Regions from separate parts of the Homo sapiens genome. Here region 2 is linked to region 1. A link is a loop called in an ENCODE intact Hi-C map of the cell type or tissue named here. Cell type or tissue: MCF 10A. All regions are shown on one strand. Links, peaks and the distances in the headings refer to the core of each region. The heading gives the core; the rest is flanking DNA. Region 1 has its middle 55 kb from the start of CEP126. Region 2 overlaps MMP20 (matrix metallopeptidase 20).

The links. Hi-C counts contacts between places; a loop is a spot of excess contacts. Peaks named below come from ENCODE experiments on the same cell type or tissue, not always from the same donor. Only the 100,000 strongest peaks of a DNase experiment are listed, where the experiment ranks them.
Region 2: a loop joins it to region 1, with 19 times the contacts of the local background. A loop is called at or near these places in 10 of 110 quality-filtered maps.

The regions. Positions count from the first base shown.
Region 1 is chr11:101,852,214-101,868,042 of GRCh38, forward strand. No RefSeq gene overlaps it. Among named protein-coding and RNA genes, the nearest start is that of CEP126, 55 kb to the right of the region's middle. In MCF 10A, for the core only: CTCF peaks have their summits at 8,768 (motif pointing right) and 10,418 (motif pointing right); DNase peaks (open chromatin) are centred at 8,728 and 10,388.
Region 2 is chr11:102,605,282-102,621,110 of GRCh38, forward strand. It overlaps MMP20 (matrix metallopeptidase 20), which reads right to left. Exons shown (of 10, transcript NM_004771.4): 2 at 11,531-11,778; 3 at 6,474-6,622; 4 at 4,624-4,749; 5 at 3,656-3,817; 6 at 1,254-1,395. Among named protein-coding and RNA genes, the nearest start is that of MMP20, 12 kb to the right of the region's middle. RefSeq lists enhancers at 10,029-10,530, 10,531-11,030. In MCF 10A, for the core only: a CTCF peak has its summit at 7,850; a DNase peak (open chromatin) is centred at 7,860.

The sequences.
Region 1 (15,829 bases), core at 4,779-12,778:
TATGATATGGCTACCACTTCTACATCCTTTAGATCTTCAACAGTGACATTCATCTCCACTATTCCCTGTCCCCTTGTAATATGTGATTTTGCTTTTCATTTACCATCATGGCTGGTATTGCATAGGGTGATTTCAGGTGCTTCCTCTTGACCTTTCCACAATAATAGCTTTCCCCAACAGGCTGTGAATCCAAGGAGGGTGTTCTACCAACCACCAAGTATGGCAAAACCAATTATACATTTGAGGACTGGAAAATGACCACTGGGAGGAACTAGCGAGCCAAGATGCCCGAATAGGAACAGCTCCGGTCTACAGCTCTCAGCATGAGCGACGCAGAAGACGGGTGATTTCTGCATTTCCATCTGAGGTACCGGGTTCATCTCACTAGGGAGTGCCAGACAGTGGGCGCAGGACAGTGGGTGCAGCACACCGTGCGCGAGCTGAAGCAGGGCAAGGCATTACCTCACTCGAGAAGCACAAGGGGTCAGGGAGTTCCCGTTCCTAGTCAAAGAAAGGGGTGACAGACTGCACCTGGAAAATCGGGTCACTTCCACGCTAATACTGCGCTTTTCCGACGGGCTTAAAAAATGGCACACCAGGAGGTTATATCCCACACCTGGCTCAGGGGGTCCTACGCCCACGGAGTCTCGCTGATTGCTAGCACAGCAGTCTGAGATCAAACTGCAAGGTGGCACTGAGACTGGGGGAGGGGTGCCCGCCATTGCCCAGGATTAATTAGGTAAACAAAGCAGCCAGGAAGCTCGAACTGGGTGGAGCCCACCACAGCTCAAGCAGGCCTGCCTGCCTCTGTAGGCTCCACCTCTTGGGGGCAGGGCACAGACAAACAAAAAGACAGCAGTAACCTCTGCAGACTTAAATGTCCCTGCCTGACAACTTTGAAGAGAGCAGTGGTTCTCCCAGCACGCAGGTGGAGATCTGAGAACAGGCAGACTGCCTCCTCAAGTGGGTCCCTGACCCCTGACCCCCGAGCAGCCTAACTGGGAGGCACCCCTAGTAGGGGCAGACTGATACCTCACACGGCCGGGTACTCCTCTGAGACAAAACTTCCAGAGGAACGATCAGACAGCAGCATTTGCGGTTCACGAAAATCCGCTGTTCTGCAGCCACTGCTGCTGATACCAAGGCAAACAGGGTCTGGAGTGGACCTCTAGCAAACTCCGACAGACCTGCAGCTGAGGGTCCTGTCTGTTAGAAGGAAAACTAACAAACAGAAAGGACATCCACACCAAAAACCCATCTGTACATCACCATCATCAAAGACCAAAAGTAGATAAAACCACAAAGATGGGGAAAAAACAGAGCAGAAAAACTGAAAACTCTAAAAAGCAGAGTACCTCTCCTCCTCCAAAGGAATACAGTTCCTCACCAGCAATGGAACAAAGCTGGACGGAGAATGACTTTGACAAGTTGAGAGAAGAAGGCTTCAGATGATCAGACTACTCTGAGCTACAGGAGGAAATTCAAACCAAAGGCAAAGAAGTTAAAAACTTTGAAAAACATTTAGACGAATGTATAACTAGGATAACCAATACAGAGAAGTGCTTAAAGGAGCTGATGGAGCTGAAAGCCAAGGCTCGAGAACTATGTGAATAATGCAGAAGCCTCAGGAGCCGATGCGATCAAGTGGAAGAAAGGGTATCAGTGATGAAAGTTGAAATGAATGAAATGAAGTGAGAAGGGAAGTTTAGAGAAAAAAGAATAAAAAGAAACGAATAAAGCCTCCAAGTAGTATGGGACTATGTGAAAAGACCAAATCTACGTCTGATTGGTGTACCTGAAAATGACGGGGAGAATGGAACCAAGTTGGAAAACACTCTGCAAGATATTATCCAGGAGAACTCCCCCAATCTAGCAAGGCAGGCCAACATCCAGATTCAGGAAATATAGAGAACGCCACAAAGATACTCCTCAAGAAGAGCAACTCCAAGACACATAATTGTCAGATTCACCAAAGTTGAAATGAAGGAAAAAATGTTAAGGGCAGCCAGAGAGAAAGGTCGGGTTACCCACAAAGGGAAGCACATCAGACTAACAGGGGATCTCTCAGCAGAAACTCTACAAGCCAGAAGAGAGTAGGGGCCAATATTCAACATTCTTAAAGAAAAGAATTTTCAACCCAGAATTTCATATCCAGCCAAACTAAGCTTCATAAGTGAAGGAGAAATAAAATACTTTACAGACAAGCAAATGCTAAGAGATTTTGTCACCACCAGGCCTGCCCTAAAAAAGGTCCTGAAGGAAGCACTAAACATGGAAAGGAACAACCAGTACCAGCCACTGCAAAATCATGCCAAATTGTAAAGACTATCGAGGCTAGGAAGAAACTGCATCAACTAACGAGCAAAATAACCAGCTAACATCATAATGACAGGATCAAATTCACAAGTAAAAATATTAACTTTAAATGTAAATGGACTAAATGCTCCAATTAAAAGACACAGACTGGCAAATTGAATAAAGAGTCAAGACCCATCACTGTGCTGTATTCAGGAAACCCATCTGACGTGCAGAGACACACATAGGCTCAAAATAAAAGGATGGAGGAAGATCTACCAAGCAAATGGAAAACAAAAAAAGGCAGGGGTTGCAATCCTAGTCTCTGATAAAACAGACTTTAAACCAACAAAGATCAAAAGAGACAAAGAAGGCCATTACATAATGGTAAAGGGATCAATTCAACAAGAAGAGCTAACTATCCTACATATATATGCACCCAGTACAGGAGCAGCCAGATTCATAAAGCAAGTCCTGAGTGACCTACAAAGACACTTAGACTCCCACACAATAATAATGGGAGATTTTAACACCCCACTGTCAATATTACACAGATCAACGAGACAGAAAGTTCACAAGGATATCCAGGAATTGAACTCAGCTCTGCACCAAGCGGACCTAATAGACATCTACAGAACTCTTCACCCCAAATCAACAGAATATACATTTTTTTCAGCACCACACCACACCTATTCCAAAATTGACCACATAGTTGGAAGTAAAGCTCTCCTCAGCAAATGTAAAAGAACAGAAATTATAACAAACTGTCTCTCAGACGACAGTGAAATCAAACTAGAACTCAGGATTAAGAAACTCACTCAAAACTGCTCAACTACATGGAAACTGAACAACCTGCTCCTGAATGACTAATGGCTACATAAGGAAATGAAGGCAGAAATAAAGATGTTCTTTGATACCAACAAGAACAAAGACACAACATACCAGAATCTCTGGGACACATTCAAAGCAGTGTGTAGAGGGAAATTTATAGCACTAAATGCCCACAAGAGAAAGCAGGAAGGATCCAAAATTAACACCCTAACATCACAATTAAAAGAACTAGAAAAGCAAGAGCAAACACATTCAAAAGCTAGCAGAAGGCAAGAAATAACTAAGATCAGAGCAGAACTGAAGGAAATAGAGACACAAAAAACCCTTCAAAAAAATCAATGAATCCAGGAGCTGGTTTTTTGAAAGGATCAACAAAATTGATATACCACTAGCAAGACTAATAAAGAAGAAAAGAGAGAAGAATCAAATAGACGCAATAAAAAATGATAAAGGGGATATCACCACCAATCCCACAGAAATACAAACTACCATCAGAGAATACTACGAACACCTCTACACAAATAAACTAGAAAATCTAGAAGAAATGGATAAATTCCTCAACACATACACCCTCCCAAGACTAAACAAGGAAGAAGTTGAATCTCTGAATAGACCAATAACAGGATCTGAAATTGTGGCAATAATCAATAGCTTACCAACCAAAAAGAGTCCAGGACCAGATGGATTCACAGCTGAATTCTACCAGAGGTACAAGGAGGAACTGGTACCATTCCTTCTGAAACTATTTCAATCAATAGAAAAAGAGGGAATCCTCCCTAACTCATTTTATGAGGCCAGCATCATCCTGATACCAAAGCCAGGCAGAGACACAACCAAAAAAGAGAATTTTAGACCAATATCCTTGATGAATATTGATGCAAAAATCCTCAATAAAATACTGGCAAACAGAATCCAGCAGCACATCAAAAAGCTTATCCACCATGATCAAGTGGGCTTCATCCCTGGGATGCAAAGCTGGTTCAATATACGCAAATCAATAAACGTAACCCAGCATATAAACAGAACCAAAGACCAAAACCACATGATTATCTCAATAGATGCAGAAAAGGCCTTGACAAAATTCAACAACGCTTCATGCTAAAAACTCTCAATAAATTAGGTATTGATGGGACGTATCTCAAAATAATAAGAGCTATCTATGACAAACCCACAGCCAATATCATACTGAATGGGCAAAAACTGGAAGCATTCCCTTTGAAAACTGGCACAAGACAGGGATGCCCTCTCTCACCACTCCTATTCAACATAGTGTTGGAAGTTCTGGCCAGGGCAATTAGGCAGGAGAAGGAAATAAAGGGTATTCAATTAGGAAAAGAGGAAGTCAAATTGTCCCTGTTTGAAGATGACATGATTGGATATCTAGAAAACCCCACTGTCTCAGCCCAAAATCTCCTTAAGCTGATAAGCAACTTCAGCAAAGTCTCAGGATACAAAATCAATGTACAAAAATCACAAGCATTCTTATACATCAATAACAGACAAACAGAGAGCCAAATCATGAGTGAACTCCCATTCACAATTGCTTCAAAGAGAATAAAATACCTAGGAATCCATCTTAAAAGGGACGTGAAGGACCTCTTCAAGGAGAACTAAAAACCACTGCTCAATGAAATAAAAGAGGATACAAACAAATGGAAGAACATTCCATGCTCATGGGTAGGAAGAATCAATATTGTGAAAATGGCCATACTGCCCAAGGTAATTTATAGATTCAATGCCATCCCCATCAAGCTACCAATGACTTTCTTCACAGAATTGGAAAAAACTACTTTAAAGTTCATATGGAACCAAAAAAGAGCCAGCATCGCCAAGTCAATCCTAAGCCAAAAGAACAAAGCTGGAGGCATCATACTACCTGACTTCAAACTATACTACAAGTCTACAGTAACCAAAACAGCATGGTACTGGTACCAAAACAGAGATATAGATCAATGGAACAGAACAGAGCCCTCAGAAATAACGCCACTTATCTACAACTATCTGATCTTTGACAAACCTGAGAAAAACAAGCAATGGGGAAAGGATTCCCCATTGAATAAATGGTGCTGAGAAAACTGGCTAGCCATATGTAGAAAGCTGAAACTGGATCCCTTCCTTACACCTTATACAAAAATTAATTCAAGATGGATTAAAGACTTAAACGTTAGACCTAAAACCATAAAAACCCTAGAAGAATACCTAGGCATTACCATTCAGGACATAGGCATGGGCAAGGACTTCATGTCTAAAACACCAAAAGCAATGGCAACAAAAGCCAAAATTGACAAATGGGATCTAATTAAACTAAAGAGATTCTGCACAGCAAAAGAAACTACCATCACAGTGAACAGGCAACCTACAAAATGGGAGAAAATTTTTGCAACCTACTCATCTGACAAAGGGCTAATATCCAGAATCTACAATGAACTCAAACAAATTTACAAGAAAAAAGCAAACAACCCCATCAAAAACTGTGTGAAGGACATGAACAGACACTTCTCAAAAGAAGACATTTATGCAGCCAAAAGACACATGAAAAAATGCTCACCATCATTGGCCATCAGAGAAATGCAAATCAAAACCACAATGAGATACCATCTCACACCAGTTAGAATGGCGATCATTAAACAGTCAGGAAACAACAGGTGCTGGAGAGGATGTGGAGAAATAGGAACATTTTTACACTGTTGGTGGGACTGTAAACTAGTTCAAGCATTGTGGAAGTCAGTGTGGCGATTCCTCAGGGATCTAGAACTAGAAATACCATTTGACCCAGCCATCCCATTACTGGGTATATACCCAAAGGACTATAAATCATGCTGCTATAAAGACACATGCACAGGTATGTTTATTGCAGCTCTATTCACAATAGCAAAGACTTGGAACCAACCCAAATGTCCATCAATGATAGACTGCATTAAGAAAATGTGGCACATATACACCATGGAATACTATGCAGCCATAAAAAATGATGAGTTCATGTCCTTTGTAGGGACATGGATGAAATTGGAAATCATCATTCTCAGTAAACTATCACAAGAACAAAAAACCAAACACCGCATATTCTCACTCATAGGTGGGAACTGAACAATGAGAACACATGGACACAGGAAGGGGAACATCACACTCTGGGGACTGTTGTGGGGTGGGGGGCGGGGGGAGGGATAGCATTAGGAGACATACCTAATGCTGTACAGCACACCAGCATGGAACATGTATACATATGTAACTAACCTGCACATTGTGCACATGTACCCTAAAACTTAAAGTATAATAATAATAATAAAAAAGAAAAAAGAAAATGACCACTGAGTTTGTCCATGAAGCAAATGGATCTGCTGTAAACTGGGCCTTGTCCAGGACTCAATTTGTTACCTGGCATCCCTTTTCCATGAAAATGCTTTGGTTCTCTGGGTATTAATGTCATGTCAGACTCCGTGTTCAAGAGTCCTCCACCTATTTGTGTATTCTGCTTTCCCCACTATACAGTTAGCTGAAATAGCCATAGGGGATCATTACCACATACATTTTCCATGCTGCTATAGAGTCCCTTCCTGAGAACTCAGTTACCTTTCAATGTATTCTGAGATCTGACCTGACTCAGGTTTGGATATTGGGCAAGAGATTGTGACTTTTTTTAAACTGGGAACAACCATTCTCAGCTTCCAGATCTTCTGCCCTTGATTTGATTTGTCCTTGATTTGGTTGCTTAAGTACTTTCCTTGTTGGCCACCATGTTTTATTGATCTTTATAACTTTCTGTGAAGAAAGGCGGACTGCCATCCCATTCTTACAAGTCATTATGATAATGACAATGCTCTAGCTTCTGATGAGTAAGTGCTAGGATCTGGCCTCTATTTTATTCAAGGTCCTATCATTCCTATTGCTATCAGAAAGCCAAGTTCTATGACTGCCTCTCCTACAGAGGAGAATCATTACTGAACATTTTAGTGATTCCAGTGCCCTTCTCAAGGTGTTTTTTTTTTTTTTCATAAGACCTTTGTAAATGGTGTGGGCTCTGGGCCTTCCCATAGAATGTAATTATCAAGTGTGTCTTCCAGCCATATGTAGTGGATTCAGGACATCAATCCTATGTCGTTGAGCCTTTCAATCCCTCCCTCTACTGTCTACCACAATAATTATGGCATTTCAATTTCACTCAGCCTGAGCCATTCTATTTTTCATGCTTCTAGAACTCATTCTAGTAGCAGGATTGTCCTATCTCCTAGTATCCTTGCCAGTGTCCTAAATCCTTTATCTCAGGAGATTACTACCAAATCAAACTCTTTATTAATTAACTATATATATTAGAGTGATGATCTAGCATGCTGAGAAGCCAGTCCCAATCATACTCCCCCAGCTCCTGCTGTATACTTCTGCAGGTCTTTGGAGTAGAGTTCCATTCCTCCTTCCTCAGGTGTAGCACCTTTCAGGCCCATCACCTCTCAAATTGGATTATGCTGTCACTTGGCCATAATTATAGGGCTAGTAGCCAGGAGAGAGTAGGTCCTGAGACAGGCATGTGTCACTCACTTTGCAGAAGAGATTCCTATGCATTATCTTTCAGCCCAAAGAGGTATTTGCTGTTAATAGGAAGAGTTGAGGGCCATTTCTGAATGCTAAGAAAGTTCAGGAGAGTCTGGGAAGCCAAACTTTGGGATGCAGCCACCCAGATGTCCTCATCCTACGTGTCAGGGCCCCAGATTATCCTAATCAGAGCCCCAAATTTGATGTAACAGATCTGTTTTGTGGGACATTTAACTATATTTGACATTCTATCATTTCAACTCTTAAATGGGCTTGGTCCTCATTTTTATATGTCTCCCTGGTGCAGGAGATAAAAAGTTTTTTTGTATACAAAGAACCCCTCTTGCTTACTTTCCTAATTTTTAATTGCCTGCTCGTTATCTTTCTGTGGCACAGAAGCTCTTAAGGACATCCATCCAATTTATTCTTTCTTATAGTTTCTCTTTCCTCTGTGTGTCCCAAATACTTGAAATATTGTACCCACCAATGCTTTCTCTACCCATGGTAGACACTAGACCAACACAATATATCACCAGTGAAAGCTGTATCTGCTCCTCCCACCAATAGTGATAGGGTCCTCAGTTCCAGCTGAGCGGTAAGTAATCCAGCTCCAAAACCCTATCATATCACCTACTTTTTCAGTCCATACCACCTCTGGTACCAATTGCTACAGGTTGAGTTCTCCAGAAGCTACTCTGAGACCAAATCAGGGTGCAGGATTTTTTTTTTTTTTTTTTTTGGAATTAATATTAATCCAACAAGAAGGGGGAGGAAGCAGACTTGAGCAGAAGAAGTCAAACTACAATGCAACAATCTCCTAACCAAACAGAAGGAACGCTCAACAGTCAGTTACACACCACAGTTGTCCTGCTTCAGGCTTCAATGGCCAGGCTTTTTAACCCTACGCTACTTAATTACTGGGTATGGGTTTCCCCAGCAAGAGGGTGTCATTGGACGAGGAATCTTTCTACCAGGGAGGCTGACCTTAAAGGAGCTGACAGCCAGAAGTGCTCTGCACTCCCCACAGCCAGGCTCCACTTACATGAAGTGAGCTGGGTGGCACATCTCTATATCTACCACTTGGTGGCAGTAGTGAAAGGACTGAGATGAGGTTATAAAATGAAAATTCATCTGCCAAAACGATTGCAGGATATTGCTATTTGGAATCAGCAAAATATGAGGAAGATGTACCGGACTCGATTGGAAAATGTGAGGCTGCTAGACCGAGCAAGTACTAAATTTTAGCTCGAGCTTTATTTAGTAATATGGGTATAATTACCAGATTATGGATTCAACTATAAAAGCTGAAGCAGCTGGAAGTTGCTTTTGTGTTTCTCATCTAATTTGATAAAAACTTGAACTCAAAGGTGGTCCAAGCTAGATTTTGGCCTCTATACTGTAAACAAAGAATTTCTGTCAACTAAGTACTTCACGAGATAGAAATTCTAGTATGTATTTACCACATAGCAACCAGATAATCACCACCAACCTTCAACTATATCCTATTAAAGGATGCAGAAGGCACACTCTCCCCATCAAGACATAGGAGAGGAGTGTGCCAACAGCTATGAAGTGCTAGAGTAGTTGTTCTCTATATAGCACAATGCTGGTGAAAAATGCTAAAGATTAAATGGCCTCCCTCAATTCAATAGTGTATTAGGTCATTCTCACAATGCTATAAAGAAGTGCCTGAGACTAGGTAATTTATAAAGAAAAAGGGTTTAATCAGCTCAGCTCTGCAAGCTATACAGGAAGCATGATACTGTCATCTCCTCAGCTTCTGAGGAGGCCTCAGGAAACTTACAATCATGGCAGAAGTCTCTCACTTATGAGTGAGAATATACGATGTTTGGTTTTCCATTTCTGAATTACTTCACTTAAAATAATAGTCTCCAACCCCATCCAGGTTGCAGCAAATGCCATTAATTCATTCCTTTTAGTGGCTGAGTAGTATTCCATTGAGTAATTAATAGAGGGAAAATTAAGCTGCAACATGGATTTGCTTTCATGTTAAGAAAGCTACTGCATTTCATCAGCATCTTTTGTCTCAGCAAATTCAACTCCAGCCTGGGTGACAAAACAAGACCCTGTCTCATAAGAAAAAGAAACCCAAGCTTATCTAAGCTAGATGGGGCATTTATTTTAGCAATACTGTCCATGAACTCTGAAGAGAGACACCAATGATCTCATGATGACTGGAATTCCTTCTGCCACCTTCAAGCAGAAAATTGAAAACTACAGTCTATGCACACACATGCACCCTAAGGGTCAGGCTTTGTCAGCGAGGTCCTATCAAAGAGGATGGGGGCATTGCCAGGAGATACCCCTAATAAATCCATCCCCTAATACGTCCAGCCCTTAATGATGTCCTGGGATGGACTCTCCTTCACAGGCTCATACTTCAGTGTTTGTAAATATGTCATCATAACCCCACTCCAACTGGTAAAATAACTTCCCCACAGCAAATAAAGACACAGCCTAGACAAGTATTAGAAGCAACTCCGTTAGCACAAAGAAAACTTCTCACCAATCTCAAATTTTTCTGTAACTCTACATTCAAGATGCATTTTTACTGCAAAAACAAGTTCCTAAGAAGAACACAGGAATGAGGAAGGATACAAGACAAGCCAGGGGGGTGCAAGAGAAAAGAAAAACAAGTGTTATCCAGCTTGTGATGCAATCACAGGCCAAGCACCCATGGATGGAATCACTTAACAGGCTCTGGGGGAAAACAGACTGTCAGGTCCACTGTAGTGCCACTGGAGGGAGCAGGAGTGAAATAGTGACTGATATCTGTGCTAAATATACTGATGTTCTGAGATTATTGGGGTCAGGGGAGGAGATTGCAGAGAGAGAGAGGAGAAGATTGCATAAAACGGGACAATTAATAGATATGTATAGTGCACAGGCAAGTGGAGTGGTAGTACAAGAGCAAGGTAGCAGGCTCGTACAGTGAGGCTGTTTCTTGGGAAACTAGGGAGCAGCCCAAAGATAGTGGAATTACTAAGAATTCCATTGATATTTCCAATCAGCAATGGCCATTCAAGAGAAAATCCATGCAAAATTTGGGATCAAATGTTTCAGGCATTAAGGAAAGTTAGGGCGACTCATCCTTCCTTTCTCAGTTACGAAAAAAAACCCAACCTTAAATAGAGCAGACAATTTCCAGAATGGAATGCAAGGCCACTGTGAATTGGCTAGCCTCTATGCAAGCAAGGCCCTGCTTTAACGGTAGCTGTTAGTCCAGTTCTTTCCAGGCTGCTATTTTCCTTCTTAGTGACTTGATGTTACTTCTGAGTACATGTCTTGGGTCCTTACATCACATATTTTTTACTTCTAACCATAAATTCTAAAGGTGTGCTCACTAGAACGGGAGCCCTCTCTAGATCATTCTAAGCAAAGTTTGGAGAACTAGTTGCCTCCTTTCTTTGGGTTCACAGTTTCTATGCCTGTAATCAGTTGTCAGGATCCCTGTTGAGAATCTCCAGAATAAGTTTCTGCCTATACCCATGAATATTTATCAGCCTAATTCACCAGGAGGCTTAACCCAGAGCTTCTCCCTGACTTCTGGAAGCTCAAGGTTTTTTATACTACTTGTCACCAACACTGTGTTCCAGCATATTCCCAGATGATTAAAACTTCCAAAGCAGTAGACCTTTATTATTCCAAAAAGATTCCTCCATCAACATACCAAACTGATGAGGGATTGTAAAGTATACAGAGAGCCCCTTCTCCCACATTGAGGCACTTCTCCAGCAGGAAATAAGAATGTAGTTAGTCATAATAGAAGCTCATTAAACTTGACTAGGATTTTAACAGTTAGGGAAAGATGACAATCACTTAAAGTTCATTAAGATCCCATGTCAGTATAACCTTTAGTATAAAGCATGGCATGTTTTTGCCCACAAAATTTTTAATCTCAAATTAAATGAGACTTGACCCTTGATCTATGTTCCAATCCATAACAATATTTGGCATATGAGCAAAGGCCATATTAGTTTTAAAAAAAAACTAGTTTAATTATTATGAATTTTGTAATAATTATATTCTAACTCATAATGTAACCCCTATTTAGTGCAATTAGTAAGATTTGATTTCTAACAAAGCCTGATTCTACTAATATCAAAGATAAAACGTACTGGGAGATTGAATTAAAACTTCTACAAGGTGTTTTTCCACTGTACCTGATTCATCCAAAAATCCTCTCATCTATAAAAGAAATAAGAATACCGACCAACAAAAAAGTTGTCAGAATCAACTGTTGCAGAACTACAGAAATTAATCAAAGGCTTGCAACAATCTGGGAATAATTTATTTACCAAAAAAAAAGCTCAATCTTGGTAAGAAAAATAGGTTTATAGTTTTATAACTTCCCTTTTCCTATCTCCTCTCCCAGCTCAGTCACAGCCTCAAAAGTCAATAACCTACAATCACAGTGAAAACCAGCAGCCTGTCATACACTGAAGAAGGTGGAATGGGGTTGGAGCTTCTTTAAAGCACATTCACAGAAAATTGTTGTGATGTTAATTGCCTGTTGGTTCCCTAGAAGAGCCCACTGACAGGGTTGTCTTCATTTTTACCTTACTAAGAACTCTCCCTTGTGAAAAATTCTTTTCCCCAAAAGTGTTGAAAACAATAAGAGTCAATTGCATAATATTGCAGCTGCCTGAAGTGGTGGATAACAGTTATGGCTAACAACAGACTAATTAAAAAGCTTAAAGGGAAAGCTAGAGGATAAGCTGTCCATAGGAACCTTGAAAAGCTGTGACACATCCCTGAGACTATAGAAGCCACTTATGTGTGTAAAGCTGTGTGCATGTACAGGGCTCTGCATATGCTCAGGAAATACCTGATAACCCTCTAAACTCTCTCCTCTGGCTAGTCTGGAGGTTCTGCACAAACAGGAAGTGAAGGCTAAGGCAGAGTTGTCAACTACTCAGTTGCATGTCAAAGGCATGCCCCAAAACACACACAGAACCTCTTAGCAAAGATTAATTGATTCCAGATATTTAAGGAAATTTCTATCCAATCATGTGTTGGTCACTAAACTAACCATTCAGACATGTCAGTGGCCACACATGAGAAATAGAATTTTACAAAATTAGTTCCCAAAATTCACTAAACAAACAAACAACTAAAAACAGCAACAACAAACCCTGGAGAGTGGGAAAGAATCTGAATTCCAAAGTTGCCACACTGTGTTATCTTGAATGTCCAATATTCAACAAAAAATTAAAGTCATGCAAAGAAACAAGAAAGTAAGGCCCATACACAACACACACACACACACACACACACACACACACACACACACAAAGTCAATAGAAACTTTCCCTGAGGAAGAAAAAATATTGAACTTACTAGACAAAGACTTTACATCAACTACTTAAACATGTTCAAAGTACTAAAGGAAGCCATAGCTAAAGACCTACAGGGAAGTATGAAAATTATGTTTCATCCAATAAAAAATAAAAAGATAGAAATTATTTTTTGAAAAACCAAATATTAATTCAGAAGTTGAAAACTAACTGAAGTGAAAAATTCACTAGAGCTCAATAGCGGATTTGAGCCAGCAGAAGAAAGAATCTGCAAACGTCAAGATAAGTAGATTGAGATTATTCCGTATGAGAAAAGAAAAGAGAATAAACAAAAGGAATAGAGCCTCAGAGTCCTGTGGGACATCAGTAAATTACCAACATACACATAATGAAAATCCAAGAGAGGCTAGAAAGGAGCAGAAAAAATATTTTAAAAAATAATGACCAGCCCGGCATGGTGGCTCATGCCTGTAATCCCAGTAATCCCTCCCTCTGGGAGGCCAAGGCAGGCAGATCACTTGAGGTCAGGAGTTCGAGACCAGCCTGGCCAACATGGCGAAACCCCATCTCTACTAAAAATACTTAGCCAGGCCTGGTGGTGGGAGCTTGTAATCCCAGCTACTGGTGAGGCTGAAGCAGGAGAATTGCTTGAAACTGGAAGGTGGAGGTTGAAGTGAGCCAAGATCCTGCCACTGCACTCCAGCAGCTTGGGCAACAGAGTGAAACTCCATCTCAAAAAAGTAATAATGATGAGCAAAAACTTCCAAATTTAATTTTAAAATATTAATTTACATGTCCAAGAAGCTCAAGAAACTCCAACCAGGATACACTCAAAGACAATTAAAATATTCTAAAATTGGTTGTTGTGATAGTTGCACTTTAAATATACAAAAAGCTATTGAATTGTACTCTTTATATCTGTAAATTGAATGGTATGTTAATTATATCTCAATAAAGTTTTTAAAAAGAGAATGAGGTACCAATACATCCTTACAACATGGATGAACCTTTAAAACTTTGTTCTAAGTGAAAGAAGCCAGTCACAAAAAGCCACGTATCATATAGCCCACTCATATAAAATGTTCATAATAGGCAATTCCATAGACACAGAAACTAGATTTGCGCTTGCAGAAGTTGGAGGGAAGGGAGTTACTGACAATGGGTATGGGATTCCTTTAGGGAGTGATAAAAATATTCTGCAATTAAATAGTTGTGATGGATTCACAATCTTGTGAATATGCCAAAAATCACTGAACTACATACACTAAAAGGGTGAACTTTATGGTGTGTAAGTTATATCTCAATGTTTATAAAAGCAACACCCTCCTCCCCAGAAATTTCAGTAGTGAAAAGGTGTAAAACCATTGTAATGGTTGCACATGTTTATGCTGGAAAATTGGTAAACTGAAATGTTTCTTTAAAACACTTATACTTCATTGGGAGAGAGTTATTTCTTTGGAAAATGCCCTTTCTCTTTTTTCTATGAATAGTCAAAGTTTCAGGAAAAAGAACCAGTAATACACATGTATTTTAAAAGGTGTGACTAAGTGTCAGAGGGTAGATTGTGCAAGATAGGTACCTTAGAGCTTGACCAGGACAACTCTTTGCTAATCTTCAGGAATTCTTGGGACTCTGGCCCTGACTCAGCCAAGACAAGAATAGTGAGCTAATGATTAATGATGTGATGATTAAAGTTCAAATTCTCCTGGTGGCAGTCAGAACCAGTTTGTTTATTGATGGCTTATACCCAGTATAATCAGTTGGATATCCTGGCTTGGCTATGTGACCAAGAGGATATAAAAGACCCTGTTGGAAATGTTTAAGTACCTTTCCCAAAACAAAGATTTATCATCACACAATTCTTGGTAATTCAATTTGGAAACATTGCATATCCTGATGCAAATAAGAAAGACACTGGGGAGCTGCGCTTGGAAGTTTCTTGGACCTCTGATGCTTTCTTGCAATCTCTTGTTCCTGCTTTACTGTATCCTCTGCCTTTATTGAATATGCTCTTCGAGGCCTTGTTAGTCTTTCAATTATCCAGCCTAATGCAATCTCTTTTCATGAGTAATGCATTCCATACTGCAGATCTTTTTTATAAAAAGTAAAGGAGCAGCAATCTCAGTAATTATATTCAAATGAGACTCTCAAAACCCTGTGAGCAAATATAAGCAAAATTAGTCCCACCTGTGGGACAGCGCCAATATACCCAGCAGCTGTTCATGAGTAGAGATGGCAGAGAGAATACTGCCTGTTCCCAAACATAGAAATCCAATCTGGTTGTCCAACCCAAACCACGAAAATCGTTGCATTCCACAGACAAGGATACAAGAGTTATATTTGTGAAAAAGAAGCTTCTGCTGCTCAAGAACTTTCTCAATGATGCCTGAAATTGAGGGTCAAGAAACAAACCCCAGAATCTAGTAATCGACTCTTGAGTACCACCCCACCCCACATTATCTAGACCATAGGTCTAAGTCAGAGATTCTGATGATCTCCTCAGGTACTTTGGCAAATTCATCACAAATATCTCCTGTTAATATATGGGTAAAGAAATGTTTGGGGTTAATATGTGGGTAGAGAAATGTCGGGATGACCAGAGCCATCCTCATACATAGTCATATCTCTGTAGCACAAGTGTTCAAATTTCTCCAAATTCCACCACTAAAAAGATATCAGAGCCACATGGATCCATACCTTCATGGCTTAGATGTTTTCCCATGCTTTGCTTGAGCTCACACTATCAAGAAGGTACCAAGAGAAAGGCACCATTCTTTGAACTTAATCGCCAGACCCACTTCTTCTGGTTGCTATTTAACCAGACTGGTCATCCACTCTCATTTATTCTGTCATCCTTT
Region 2 (15,829 bases), core at 3,086-11,085, 750 kb after region 1:
AAACTGTGAGGAATACATTTCTGTTGTCTAAGCCACCTGGTCTATGGTACTTGGTTATAGCAGCTCCTGCAGACTGATACACTCCAGGTGGTGGGATTCTGGGTAAATTTTGCTTTTTAAAAAATACTTTGTTACTTTCTCTCTGTGCTGAAGGAGCAAAAAGTATTCTTATAATAGTAGCTCAACAATATATCCCCAAAAGCATACAAGATAAGGAACATCACATTTCTCAAACGTCTGCTCCTCAGGGAACTCTCTCTAGATCTTCCCAGGTACTTGCTTCTTGTTTTGTTTCATGGGCCTAACTTTTAGAGCTCATGTCTCACTATCTTGCAGGGCTTTTGGAGTCCCCTACTCATACACCTTCTCATACATGAGACTACACTGCTTGAAAACCACAATGGGCTCCATAAACACTTTTGCAATAGTGAAGAAGAAGAAAAAATAATGCCACACATGAATGCTCCTGAGATGCCTCTGCCTATTCTGGTGTGATTGAATTCTGTCCCCAGCAAAGGGAGGAATGGGGTGAATGTTGCTATGTTTCTCTTTGCCTCCATGGAAAGAAGTATTTGGAGTAACCAGCATCATGGAGACAACAGCCTTACTCCCCAAGAAACCAGAGTTGGGGGAGAAGAGGGATCTGCCTTCTCTGTGAAAGGCCCGGAGGCACTGAAAAGGAGCAGTTTCGGAAGAATGCTGGCCTTGGAATTATCTACCCACCTATCTATCCATCTGATCATCCATCCATCCATCCATCCTTTTATCCAATCTCCTATCTGTCCATCTGTCCAGCTAGCCAACCCTCATTCACCAAATATTTATTGAGCATTTGCTATGCACACTCACTAGGGATAAAGTGGTAAACAAAATGGACATCAGATCAATTCAGGCTGGTGTCCTAGCTCAGCCATTTAACTGTCACCTTGGGAAACTTGCTTGCTGTCTTTGAGCTGCTTTCTTTATCTGCACATTAGGGATTCTAATCTCTACAGTGAAAAAGGTTACAATAAATATTGTCCATATATGGACATAACTTAGCACAGTAGCAAGACCACAGTAGGTGCACCACAAACAGTAGTTTTGGCAGTTCTCTATCTCCCCCAAAGACCCCTGCCTACCACCCTTCTGCTGCATAGGACAGCATTTCTGCATGATCTTCATACAAGGCAGCAACAAGGACCTGTGGGACGACGTTTGTCTGGGAGTGGAGATGAGGCCCAATGAGAGTCGGTGGCGTGTCTGAGGCTTACCGGTCCTTGAAGAGCAGGAGCTCCTTCCCCAGCATTGTCACAGCGTCAAAGGATGAGCTGGAGTCACAGAGGTCAGGGATGGATGGCTTGTGATGGGGGGCATGGGGCAGAGTGGGCTTCCCCAGGAATACTTTCCGAGGTCCTAGGATTCAAAATGAGTTGGTCAAAATGGTAACGGGAATTTGGAGTTCACACACTTCTGCTCTAGAGCCCCAGGGGAGGTTGTACACTTTCACGCTGGACATGTGATCATGATCATGGCTGTTGAGGGCAGGTATGGGTTTGAGTCCCGGCTCTCCTGGTTGCTGAGCTGTGTGATTTGAGGCACATTATTCAACTTTGCAAGCCTCAGCTTCCTCACTTGTTAAAAGGGAGGGATAATAATAGTACTCACCTCAGAAGGCTGTTGTGAGAATTAAATAATTCCTGTAAAGCAGGTAGCAGAGTGCTTGGCACATAGTAAGTCTTCTAAAGATTATTATTTTATTATAGAACTTCTTTGATATCTACAAGTGTTCCAAATTAGAAATGTAATTTAAAAATTGGCATGGATTGTTTGTTTGTAATTAAGTTCTTTTTTTCTCAATAAGAAAACTTTCTTGTGTGTTTTCCTATTATTTTCATAGACTCCTTGGCATCCTGCCCTGTGCTTTTGTCTTTTACTAGGCATCCAGGAAAAACTGAGCGAGTTCTTGTGAAACTGAAGTACACTGAAGGTGTTTGCTATTTAAAGGTATCTTCTGGTGGATCGTCTTGGAAAACATGGACCCAAATCTTGCGAGAGCTATCAGTGAGTCTCCTCTCCTGCTCTGCATCTCTCAGGACTGTGTCCCAGCTCCAGAAGAATGAGCCTGCACAGCTTGGACTGTCACCTCTGGCAGGTTCCTGCTCTTTGATGAAGCCTCGTCATAATTACAGGTGAGAGTCAGGGAAGGAATGAGGCACAGGGAAGGGAAAGGTTCAGGCCTCTGATAAGGGTCAGATGAGGTTTGAGGTCAGGGATGAAGTAGGGTTAGCATCAAGGCGAAGATCAGAGGCGGGGTGAGGCTTTGGGAGAATATCGAAGCTGGAAATTGGAGAGGGTCAGCAGCGGCAAGCGATCGGGTGGGTGATATGAATGCTCCCTTGTAACATAAACCCATGTTTTCACATTTTGTTCACCTGTGTCATAATAGCTGTGCCAAAATATGTGCTTTGCCTCCTGGCTGAGTGACAGTGGCCATCCGAAGGCAGTGACTTTCCAGGGCACAAGGACCTCCAAAGGCAAGTGTTTGAGCTCAGCCCTTCTCGGTGGCCCACAGGAATCGCTTCCCATTGGAACACTGCCACCAAGGCTCTGGAGCTGAGTTTGTGACATGGAGACATTCATGGCATTTTTCCTGTCCCTCAAGGGTCAGGCAGATCTGGTGCTTTCCCCCTCCTGGAAATGGATAGAGCTGGCTGAAAGCTTCTTGGGATGAAATTTGTCTTTTGTGCCTCAGGTGAAATCTGACTGATTTTGAATGGTGTGCCCATTTCTGGGCTTCCCACCCTCCAGATCCCCTGGGGCCAGATTCCTAGCACCCCAGGAAGCTGTTGGGGGATCTGGGTCTCTAGGCACTGAGAAGATGGGGAGAAGCTCTGATAATCAGAAGCCTAATAACCAGGTCTCCAGGGCTCAAAGGAAAAGCAATTTCCTAGATCTTTTTGCCTTTTATCCATTAAAGAAAAATTGTCAAGGTCTAAGGATGTTTCAAGATTCCTTCTGATGGATTAATTGGTTTGTTTTTCCCTTAAGGAAAATTGGATACAGAGTTTCTAATAATCCCTTATTACCTTTTGGAAGAATATTAATACTTGAGGTAACTTATCTTAGGATATCTTAGGATACTTACTGTCTTCAAACCTCAGCTTTCTCAGCTATCAAATGAGGAAAACACTTCACACCCCACAGGTTGGTTGTGAGGCTGGTGTAAGACTACACACATGAACCTGTTTTGTAAACTGCAGATTGGCTACATGACTGGGTGCAGAGTTATTTTAATCATGATTGCTATTTTTAGGGAGATAAGGTCACTTATCTGCAAATGGGTAAGCACCACATATATGAACTATAAACTATATCCATCCTCTCCCAATGTGTAAATTCTAACCTGCACTCAAAGGAAAAACATAAACCGACAAATGACTATATTTTCTAAGGCTATCCAGGACTAATATGCTGTAAAGGAAAGATGCAAAATTTAATCACACATCACACACATATTTATAACTAGCAAATCAGCTCTTCACAAGAAGGCATAGTTGGGGTTATGGTTTCTAGATTGATCTTTACCAATGCAGATAAAATGCACTTTCTTTAATTCGGAGACTGAATGCCTGCCAATTTCAGGGTGAGTCATCAAAGAAGGTAATAATCTTACCGTATAATGCCTGGATCCCTTTCACATCATCTTTGGGGAGGTGGAATCCATAGGGATTCTTGTACTTATAAGTTGGGTACATCAGTGCTGATGGGTCTGTGGAATGGGCCAGGCCCAGGGCATGGCCAAATTCATGAGCAGCAACGGTAAACAAATTAAAACCTAGACAATATGAGAGAGAAAAAAACAGTATCAACACAGGTTTTTGTTTTCTCCATCTTCCATCTTTATAGTATAATTTATGCCCACATTACAGTTAACCCATCTCCTTCTCCTAACTGGATTATTCAAAGGTTGGTAGGTTATTCTGGCACTTAGCTTTGGTGACTTTAATTCTTCCCCCCTTGGCTAGAAGGGGGTTGGGGGTGGGGGAGGACAGAAATGCACATCAATCCATTTTATTCATCATCAGTGATGTTTGGTAGACTGATAAAGCAGAGCCTTGGAACAAATAGTGGCAATGCTATTTGGCAATAATTCATAAATTTAGACCACAAATGCCTTAATAGTTCCCTGCTATTACAGCCTACACCTTTTGATCCACACGTTTCACACTGAAGATTTCCAGATGACCTGTATGATATTCTGGAAACTTTATTCCCATCCCCAACACACTTCTCAGGACAGTACTGATTCTCTTGGGTCATTTCTGAATGTAGCCCATTTCCAAGAATAAGTAAGAAATCATAAATACTAGGTTGTTGAAGGAAACGAGAGCAGTGCGTTGAGAAGGGGATGACTGGTTCTTCAGATGATATGCTATGAAACAGATCAGACAAGTCTACAACACAATTTGGGGTGGATTTTTTTCCCTTATGTGATCCCTTTTGGATTTTTGGCTTACTTGTTTTTCCTAGCCAGCCCCCCTAGTTAAAGGGTGGCTTGGGACGTTGAACCTCAAGGTTTCATGATGGAGCCCAGAAGAAGGTACAATATTTTCCAGGTTATGGTGAATTGTGCATATATACCATTCGTTCCCATAGTCCACTTCTCAGCATTGTCGAAATGTGTATCTCCTCCCAGGCCTTCTCCAGGAGCAAATGCATGGGCTAGAGTCCCCCGAGGCCCATCGAATGGATAGGAATCCCCGTGATCTAAACAAGTGGGGAGAAAGGCCAACAAGATTGAGTCCTTCTAGAAATTCTGAGGGGCGCATCATATTACAGAAAAGGGACATTTTGAGTAGCATTGACACTTAAATTCACTTTTCAGTATTTATTTGTTATAATGGGAAGTTCATTTGTCAATGAGTAACAGCCCATTGAAAAATAAAAAAGGCTAATTCATACTGCAAAGATAGTAAGCATTAGCAATAAAAAAACACCTGTTTTGGGTTATTGTTGCTATCATGACATCTGTTAACTGACACATAGGATACTGTGGACTTTGCATGTGCCACAGATTACAAAAGGAGAACGACTGGGGCGGGGCGGGGCGGCGGGGGGGCGGCATTCGATAGCAAAACCTACCCCACTGATTGGAATGTGAACCTGTTAGCAGAATGACCTTTCAAATTTGATTCAGCTGAGACAGTGATAGTGAATTGAACAAGTGTGTGCTTTCTGTTTCTATAGCACAATACAGTTTAAGGAAGTGTCAAAAATCTCTCTGTAATTTTGACATACTTTCATGTGGAAAACATATGAAAGTCATAAAGGTGTTTATAAAATCCTAACTTTTAAAGCTTTTTAAGTTTTTGTTTAATTATCTATTTTAACTAACAATTCATTACAAATTTAATAGAAGAGGAGGAGGAAGAACAAAATAAGGGATATAGTTTACCACTTAAAAAAATCTTAGTAAGGATACCCAGTTTTAGTTTGTTTTTTTTTTTTAAAAAGCCGACAGAACAAAGTTTTGGTATGGCATTTCTCAGGTTTCAGTGAAATGCAGTCTACTCAGGTGCACACACCGAGGACTTCATGCAATGGCAGCACAGTCCCTGGTTGGCTTGTGTATTAGGGGACAGACTGTAAGCTTGAAAGATCAAGAGAGAGCCAGACATTCATTCCTTGGCCTTCAAAGCTACCCCGAGTCACACTGCTTTCCCTGCCACTTCACCAGGGGTGGCCTTTCTCTTCTGGGAGGAATAGGACATAACCTGGGCCAGGTCACGCCCAGGGCCATTTCTAAAGGCTTTATTCTCAGGACTTGCTTGATCTTCTTTTTTCTAGCTCCTAAGCATGTTTTCCCCCCAGTGACATCAGATTAAAATTAAGATCTGGGCTTGAAATGACAAGGACACTAGAAATGTTATCTGAGGAGGGTGAGCAATGGAATGGAGAAGAAGTGGGAAAGTTGGAGGCAGACCTCTTGCATATCTCCCAGAAGGTGGTCTGCAAGTGTGGGCAAGACAGAAACGATACTTTCCTAACCATTGCTGCAGGGGGAAAGCTGCTTCAAGGTCACTGTGGAAGGTATTTGCTTCAGTGAGGATTCATGGTAGGATATCCTTGGCTAATATAGAAGGGGTTATATAAGTGATAAACACTATCATGGGAATGGATGAGGTCATGTGGCTAACGGGAAAGCAAAATCTGCAAGAATTTGTCCCCTAGTGGGGCAAAGTCATAATGAAAGTTTGTTACAGTGAATCTACTCTACAGCTGTGTCTGATGATGACAAGACATGCTAAGAACTCCTTTGGTTCTATTTTCTGGCCAGATGAAGATCATGGCTTTGCCATGGTCTTGGCCTTGGCCCATCACAGCACTGTGCGAAGGAGGAGTGTGTGATCACTCGAATTAAAGATGTAGAAGGAACAGTATTGGGACAACTCTCCTTTGAATTAGTAGATGGAATCCAAGTACCACAATACCTCCATTTTCAAAAGATATCATAATATCCGCTTCTCCTGAGTTTATTCTGACAAAGCTCAGAGGGACGGCGCTACTCCAGGCCTGCAAGGCCATCTCCACTGCTTTGTCCACCTCGACAGAACTCATGGAAGGTGTGTATTTAGATATTCTGTGAAAACGGAAGGAACATGTTTTCTTTTCAGTAACTGCTCCGAAGAAGGCAAGAATTATATGTTGTATTCAAAAAATGTTAAATGTAAATCTACAATTTAGATTTTTCTCTGAAATAATAATTCTTATTTTGCTTTATTATATGTTAAATTTCTGCATATGAAACAACAAGACAAATGAAAGGGAGAGATGAGAGACAGTTGGGATAATCCGGTACTGAAACCATTTAGCTTTCATTGTTATTATACTACCACCGACTTAAAAGAATAAAATTTGTGGCCGGGCGCAGTGGCTCACGCCTGTAATCCCAGCACTTTGGAAGGCTGAGGTGGGAGGATCACTTGAGGTCAAGAGTTCGAGATCAGCCTAGCCAAGATGGTGAAACCCCATCTCTACTAAAAATACAAAAATTAGCTGGGCGTGGTGGTGCAAACCTGTAGTCCCAGTTACTTGGGAGGCTGAGGCAGAAGAATCATTTGAACCTGGGAAGTGGAGGTTGCAGTGAGCCAAGATCGGGCGACTGCACTCCAGCCTGGGTGACACAGTGAGACTTCACTCAAAAATAATTAAATAAATAAATAAGATAAATAAAACTTGTGAAATGTTACAGGTAGTAAGTAGTCAATTTTTCTTAAAGTCGTTTTCATTGAGAGAGGACCTCTTTTTCCCCAAAGGGACTGGATGTTTTCAATTATAAAAAATAGAAATGTGGAGTTTTGAAGTTTTGCTAATTCTTATTCAAAGCTCCTCAGGATTTCCCCAGGGCTATTGGGGAAGGTTTTTTTTTCCCTCAGAATAATGCATTCTTTTCTTTTTTCTTTTTCTTTTCTTTCTTTTTTTTTTTTTTTGAGATGGAGTTTTGCTCTTGTCGCCCAGGCTGGAGTGCAATGGCATGATCTCTGCTCACTGCAACCACTGCCTCCCAGGTTCAATTGATTCTCCTGCCTCAGCCTCCTGAGTAGCTGGGATTATAGGTGCCCGCCACCACGCCGGGCTAATTTTTATATTTTTGGTGGAGACGGGGTTTCACCATGTTGGCCAGGCTGGTCTTGAACTGCTGACCTCAGGTGATCCGCCCTCCTCAGCCTCCCAAAGTGCTCGGATTACAGGCGTGAGCCACTGCCCCCAGCCCAAAATAATACATTCTTAAAGAGGAAGGGCTAGCTTTAAAAACGGAGGCTCACTGGAATTGAAAAAAGGGTGAGCCTTTCAGCAATTACTGGTGTGACGATGACACCTGAAGGCAGAAAAATGTAGTGCTTTTTGGACTGTGGGTGGAGTCAGAGTTGGTGATTGTTAGAACTTTCTGCTCTGAAGCCCAGGGTCTGGGGATTTCTGGCAGCACACAAAGGAAAGGCAGGGAGGGCAACTTCTACCCGAGACCTTGGGCTGGGCTGGAATATGATGCAAAGTGAGAAGCTGTGTCTGTGAGAGCCAACCCCATGAGCAGGGACCGGCCCTGCTTTCTCTCTCTCTCTCTAGCTCCTAGTTTAGTGCCTTGCACATAGCAGATGCTTAGCAATTGCTTGATAAATAAATGAATGAATTAAAGAATTAAAGCTAGCTGTTTTAGGGCCCACTCAGTGGCTCTCGAAGTTTAGGACCTGTGATAATTACCTAGGAAGCTTGTTAAAAATACAGGTATGATCCAGAAATCTGTGTTTTGAAAGGTATCTTAGGTTATTATAATGCAGATGGTGCAATTTCAATGAGAAACCAACAGCAGTAATCCTAGGGTCCCAAATGAAAGGACTGTGCCCACAGAAAGGATAGCAAATAGCTCAATTCAGGACTTGAGAGGGAAGGAACAAGGAGCTCTTTAACCCCAGGTTTGGGGCCAAAAGAAGAGAGCTATAGAATTGAAGGGGGATACCAGACAGACCCTTAAAGGGACTATTTAATGCTTTCAAAATATGCCAAGCCCACTGCATAATATGAGTCTGCAATTTATCACAACTAGGTGGACTTAGTACTTTGACATGCCCTCGCATTTTTGGTAAGTCAGCCATATCTTTGAGCTGACTTTGTGTGTTGGCCTGGAGAAGACAAGGAAGGAGAGAGGGATAGCACCAGAGAAGAAGAGAACATGGAAAAAGGGATCCCCGAATCAGGGTCTGGAGCTTGATAAAGCAATAGTAATACTAGCCAATATTCTTTGAAGTCACACTATGTGCTGTTGCTGTATGCACTTTTTAATGTGGCATTTATCTAATCCTCACTTCGACCCCTAAGAGGAAGATCATCATCATCATCTACATGTTATGATTAGTCAGGTTTGAGCCCAGTTCTGTCTGACTCCAAAGCTTATGCATATAAGCACTATGCTGTATTTTTTTTCCTTTTGTAATCCTCTGGGTTATGTTGTAAGAAGTTATTCTGAAAGTCAGTAGCTACACAGGCAGAGTACTGTGATAGCCTCTAGTGTCCTTTTTCATGGGGAGGCGATGGTAGAGTTATTGGGGAGCAAGAGTGGATAGGCAATGTGTGTGTTGAGGGGTTTTTAAGACTGCCCAGCTTATCACAAGAATATTATACTTCCCTAAGCATCACATTATCTTGACCCAGGCTTCTTGTCTTTGTTGTACATAGTCATGGACTAAAATTCCAGAACACAGTTTACTTTAAGAAAACTATGAAAAGACTCTGTCGATGCGTACACATTTTTCTTGTCTTATTCTTACTATTTCAGAATCACTTTTGTGTTCAACTCCTATGAGGTTTTTCTCCCCCAATTGCTTTGTTTTTTTGTTCAGCCTGCCACCTTATGGATTTATTGGCTGATAGCAGGTAACAAGTGGCCTAGGGGATTCATGACTGTTCCCTGGATTCTGGCCCCTCCTTTGATCAAATGGACTCACTGGTGTGCTGGAACAGGTTAACAAGTGGCTCTACAAGGAGAAAAAAAAAAACCCACTTGATTTGCATGACTTGCTGATTTCTGTGTTGTAAATATTCTCACTATGGCTAATTCAAGCTACCAACTTACCATCACTGAATGCCAGGTTGTGAAGAGATGAGCATGAATGAACCACTCAGATTATACAGATGTACATAGCCTCATGAACAGAGAAAATAATAAAATGTAGTGAAATAAGAGGCAATATGTTATTACCTTTATTTTTAATATAATTTAATATAATTTATTATATTAATGTAATTATTTAATATAATGTATTTAATATAATTTAATGTAATTTATTAAATAATTATACCTATTAAATAATATAACATATAATAATAAATAACGTATTTTATTTATTATTATAAAATAATGTTTTAATAATATATTATTAATAAATAGTATTTTATTTATTACTACAAAAATATATTTTAATAATAAATATAAATATGAAATAATATACTTATTTAATATAATTTATTTAATATAATATAATTTAATTTATTTAATGTAATGTAATATGATTTATTTAATAGTAAATTTACATAATTTAACAATGGCTGTCTTAGCAACCAGCTCACAAAATTCTTGGGAGCTTAACAAGTGGCTGCAAAATTCCTGACATTTTAAGGATTGGCTTCTGTGAGCTATTAGGCGGCAGCTCTACCATACCACTGCTTAGACTATTGCACGAGTCCAGCCTTTCCCCATCTCCAGTTATCATCTAGATGTGCTCATCCTAAAAGGGAAATCTGATCCTGGTCCTGGCCTGGCTCTCCACCGCCCTGGGGATAAAGTCCAAACTCCTTGACATCACGCTCTAGTTGCCCTTCAGGCTGCCCCTCCAGCTCATTTCCTGCCATTGCCCTTCCTGCACCCTCTGCTGCAGCCGCATGCACTAGGCACTTGTGGTGGGAATGCTGCCCATCAACATGCCAGTCTGTCCACTCTCTGCTGCTATATGCTTGGTCTGGTTTTCTCCTTAGAAAACTCCTTACATGTGCAAGGCCTGGGGCAGGACCACAAAGAGTGGAGTCCACTCTTCTTTTCTGACCTGCACCCATCTGTCATGCATGAGGCCCACGCAGGCAGGCACCATCCACCCCTACCTCAGGCTGAGGGGCAGGTACCATACATAGTTTGCCCTTGGTTGGACCAACCTGGGGAGGAAGTCTGCGCTGGCTCCCAGAATCAGGTCTGGCTGTGGGAGAGGGAATTCCAGACTCCGTACCCTGAGCACAGCAGGGAGGGACAGAGGTTCTGGTTGGGTGTGTCCCCTTGGTTTATAAGGGATGAAGCCAGAGGATTAGGGGAGGGAAGAAAGAGGGCAGGGAAGGAGTGAGGGGAGCTTGGGGCTAAGAGTGGAACTGCTTCTGCTTTGCCTTCGAATCAGGCTCAGATGTTACTGCTGGTCCCTGGGCCACTTGGTAGCTCTGTCCATGTGAACTGTGGTCCCACAGTTCACTGCTTAGAGCTATGCTTTTGCACTTTTCACACAGAGCTACAGCTGTCTGTTTGCATGTCTGTCTCTCCTTAAAGGACTGTGAGTTCCCTAAGGTCAAGAAAGTTGACCTGTTCACCTTTATAACCCTCAAATGGAATGCATTTCTTGAATCATCAATAAAAGATTTTTGGAATCAATGAAATAAATTACTTTATTAGTAGGTTATTTTTTTCTTTCTCATTAAGCAGGTTGTTTTAAGAAAACTGGTTTGTACTGCCAGGTCATTAATCCTAGACTAGATTAAAGATAATTGTGTTGTTTCTAGCTGGTAAAATTGTTTGGAATGCCTAAAATAGCCAGTCATTATGATAATCCTAAAACCGTATTTTCTGGTGAATTGCCCATTGTCATTGCCTGACGGATGGATGTAAAAAGTTCTTATTCTTATGGTTGTGAGGTGTCAGGATTTTTATACGGATGAGAAGGAAAATATTTTTTCAAGAAAAGGGAAAAAGAGAGAGGTGGTGTTTTTCTCTGAATTTGGAAAGACTTGATCTCATTACCTGTATGTCAAAGTATTTTTTTTCCATTTGGGTTCACCAGGGAAGAGGCGATAATTGGCCACATCAGGAACTCCACAGCGAGGCTTCTTGATCACGTTCATTGTGGTCTGGTCTAACTTCCCGGTGACTTGGAGGCCAAAGAACGCTTGTAGCTCCTTAATCTTCCTTATCATGGAATTGCTTCCTCTTGCAACCATCTCACCAATCTGGTGTCCTTCTTTATTTGTGTAATATTTGTCAAGATACGCCTGAAATGGAGAGGCAGGCTGACGCGTCTACAGCGTAGTCTGGGAAATACTCATGCTCAGGTAAGGCAGGGGACAGCATTCCTGATGTATTAAAAGCAGTGTGTAGAGTATTTTCCCATTTATGAAAAAAGTAGACATATTTGTTTACATAAAGCTTAGCTATACTCCAAATTATTAACGATGATTGGTTTTGGGTAGTGGGGATTATAGATTATTTAATTATTTCCTTTTGTCCACCTGCATTTTATAGTTTTTCTACAATGCAATGAATATAACAAATACGCCTTTTTGCTTCTAATTTTTTTAAAAGAAAAAAATTCAGGGAAGGAAGCTGATGTGAACATTATTTCCATGGATCACTTATTTGTCACTGAAGTTCTTTACCCAATTTGCAAAACAAAGGCTATCTGGTTTCTTTGGTAAACAGTTATTGGTATCATCTTTCCATTGTACATAATGCAAGATCAGTATGCTTTTAACTCTTAAAGGCATTGTATTCCAGCCTCTCACACTTTACAAAGGCAGAGGGTCCACCTTTTTTTCAGCTGAGGATTTTAATGAGTTCAGATGTGTTTAGTATGTGGGCTGGATTTTGTTTCCATGAGACAACTTTCCTAGGCAAGGCTCTTTGTCTCTTGAAGCAAATAAAATAAGCCATAAATTATAAGGCTTTCATTTGCACAAAAAGACATAAAGCCCCTCAGTATATATTGTTCAAAACACTTTTCTATGACTCAGGGCTGGGATTAGGGTAAAACGAGTGATGCAGGGGCATGCAAATACAGGGTTGAGGCCTGCCTTTGGCTCAGGAATTTCACCTACTCAGCTGATTTTAGGAAAATAACCAAAGAGCAGCTAAGGGTTCAGTCCTCCTTTCATGTCCATGGGGGAATTGGTCCCAGGACCTCTCTCAGATACCTAAATCCACAGATGCTCAAGTCTCTGATATAAAATGGCATAATATTTGCATACAACTTAAGTACAGCCTCCTGTATGCTTTAAATCATCTCTAAATTACTTATAATATGTACTATAATATAAATGCTATGTAAATAGTTGTTATACTGTATTGTTTAGGGAAAAGCTACAAAAAAAATGTCTGTTTTGAACATGTCTTCCCTGAAACAGATGCAACCGTCGATTTTTTCCTGAATATTTTCAATCCACAATTGTTTGATTCCATGTGTACAGATCCCATGGATACAGAGCACTGATTGTATTTAATTATATACAATTTTATATTTATATAGTATAGACATGTTTATTTATTAGATATAAATTACATATTATTAGCCTATATATTAACCATATATTACCACATATAAACTATGCAAATTGTTTACTTACATATTATACACACATATTTTTAACATATATATAAAGATAATAAGTAATTGGGAGTAACCTTAATGTCTGATGTCAGGGGATTTATTATATATATTATCCTATATTTATATGAGACAGTACTAGGCCTCTACTAAGATCAGTTTTGAAAAATAAATATTTAATGGTATGAAAGAATGCTCTTTATGTAATGGCAATATACTGAGAAAAGAAGAGGAGAAATCTTTATAAGGTTATAATAATAATTTTCTGAATAAATCATACATATACACGCATATACACACACGCACACACATACAATAATAAAAGGAAGTCTGCCTGAATATTAATGTTGATTATGTCTGGGTAATGAAATTACAGATGACTTAATTTATTCTTTATTCCTTCCTATATTCCAAAAGTTTTTACAATGAGCATGAACCATTACTGCTGGGGAAAAAATAAAAAGGAGTAAGTATCACTCATGTTTGGAGAGGGTACGCTATTTTTTCACTGCAGGATCAGCTGATCCTTTACTCCCTGCCCTTCCTGTGAGAGAAGATCGCTTTCCCCATTGTTGTCCCTTGTAAAAACCTTAGGTGAGATGAGAAGCCAAGAGGAGGAAAAGGGAGAGGGAACATGGGGTGCCCAGGCTCTGAAACCTAGCCTAGGTGTTCTGAAACAAAGCTGCGACTATTTGGTTCCATTCCGTCTCTAGTTAGACCACCTTAAGTATTGATGTTTCTCATCTTTTTTTTTTTGCAAATGAGGTTGATGGGATGAATTGTTCCTGTCTGTGCAAGTTGATGCTGTGATAATGCAATGCTTGTGGTAATGTCTGAATTATACTCCTCAGGGTTAAGCTCCATGTATAAGACCAGGTCCTCTGTGTCTCTGAGATCATTGATTTCAAATATTTTGTTCTCCTGTTAGGTTATGTATTACACTCTACATTCTAGTTTTTGTTTCACAAAATAGGTTATATAAGGGAAGATGCTCATGATAAATTAAGTGGAAAACATGTTTGCCGTGTTTACCACTGCTGTTACAACATGAGCCATGTTTATAAACATAAGTGGTATCTAGTCACACCATCCCAGTCATATCACCAGGGCTGAGATGAGGCCAGTGGTGGGTTACCAAAAACTCCGTAATCAAGATAAATCATAATTTAATGCAGAATTAAAAAAAACAAAATAAATGCCAAAAAAATCCATGATAAACAAAATTTCAAAATTTTAAATACAGGATGCATTCCTGCTTTGGTTGTCTCACACTAATCCTGGCCCTGAATCATAGAAAAGTATTATGAAAGATATAGTCTAAGGGACTAACAGTGGTTAAACCTTAATAATGGATTTAAGATGATGTATTTTTAAAGATAGGGCTTTTACTTTTTTTTTTTTTACTATGAACCTGCGTAATTTTTATAACCAGCTGTTTGTTTCTTTAAAATATGCACAAAATGTTAGTCTTAGAGCACAAAAGGTTTCTGGCTGGTCATATAGGCAGGATTGAAATAGTACCTTTTAATGAAGTAAAAATAAAATTAGAAACTATTCCTTCTTAAAAACAAAAATTCATCACTGCAGTGATATAAACAAAATCTCTCCCTAGTTGGTGCTTCCATAAGATGTGATTCTTGTTCTAGTAAAACACTTGTCTCATTGCACCATAAACCATCACTTCCTACCAATTTCTTATCACTCTCACCTGCTTGTTTGCAACCTCCTTCCAGTCAGGCACCGTTTTGCCTTCACAGATGCAAACCCTGTGTTTGACTCAGTTCTAGGCTCAGAGTAGATGCTCAGTTAATGTTTGAGCTCTTTTTCTTTAGGCAAAATATGAAAGTATGTTTCCTTGAAGAATTATCAGATATCCTGAAGTACTGAGAGCTCAGAACTCTGGGCACTTTCTTGCTAAAGTTACTGACAAGGTTTTGGCATACTTTTCACTGTCACAATATTCTATCAGGCACTTAGGTGTGTACTTAGAATTGCTTTCATGTGATGCTCTAACACTTGCATATGTTGGCTCAGCACTTAATGTTGGCACTGGGACAAAGAATTCAGAATTCACCAGAGTTGTCCCATTTCCCTCCAATCTTCCCCACTTCCTCATTGTTAAAATTGTAGATTTTTGGGTCAATTATCAGGTGGTCCTCTCTCCACTTCTCTTCTGGTATCTGACAGATAAAAGTACAGGAGGCCAGGGGTTCCATTCCTGCAGGCTAGCAGCTTAGGTCTCCCTTCCAAGCCCTTATTCCGTGCATTTTCCTAGTGTCCTTCCTGAGACTTAAGAGTTTAAAACTCAGTTTAAGTACGCTCCAGGACAGGGTGAAACTTAAGGTACATTTCCTCAACATTTTTCTTTTTTGGCAAAGTCACTGTCAGGTTCCAGGATCAGGTTTGGGGCCACGACTACACTAAATGTCATTCTCAGTGTCAGGTTCCAGCCCATGCTGAGGTCTGAGGGGAATGGGTGGGTGGCAGATAGCTGAAAGAATCCTCAGGGAGGGGGTGAGGGCATAGGCAGATGAATATGGTTTTATTCAGCAGCTCTCTCATCAGCAGCTTTCTCACACTGTCCGCCCTGTTTCGGCTGCTTGAGCCGGCTGCTCCCACACACATCTGCGTGGCTGGCCCACCCTTCAGGGTCAGCAGCTTAACTCTTTCTCTCTCTGGGCACAAGCCGGTTCCTGGCTCCCTCCTACCCGCCTGCAAGATGG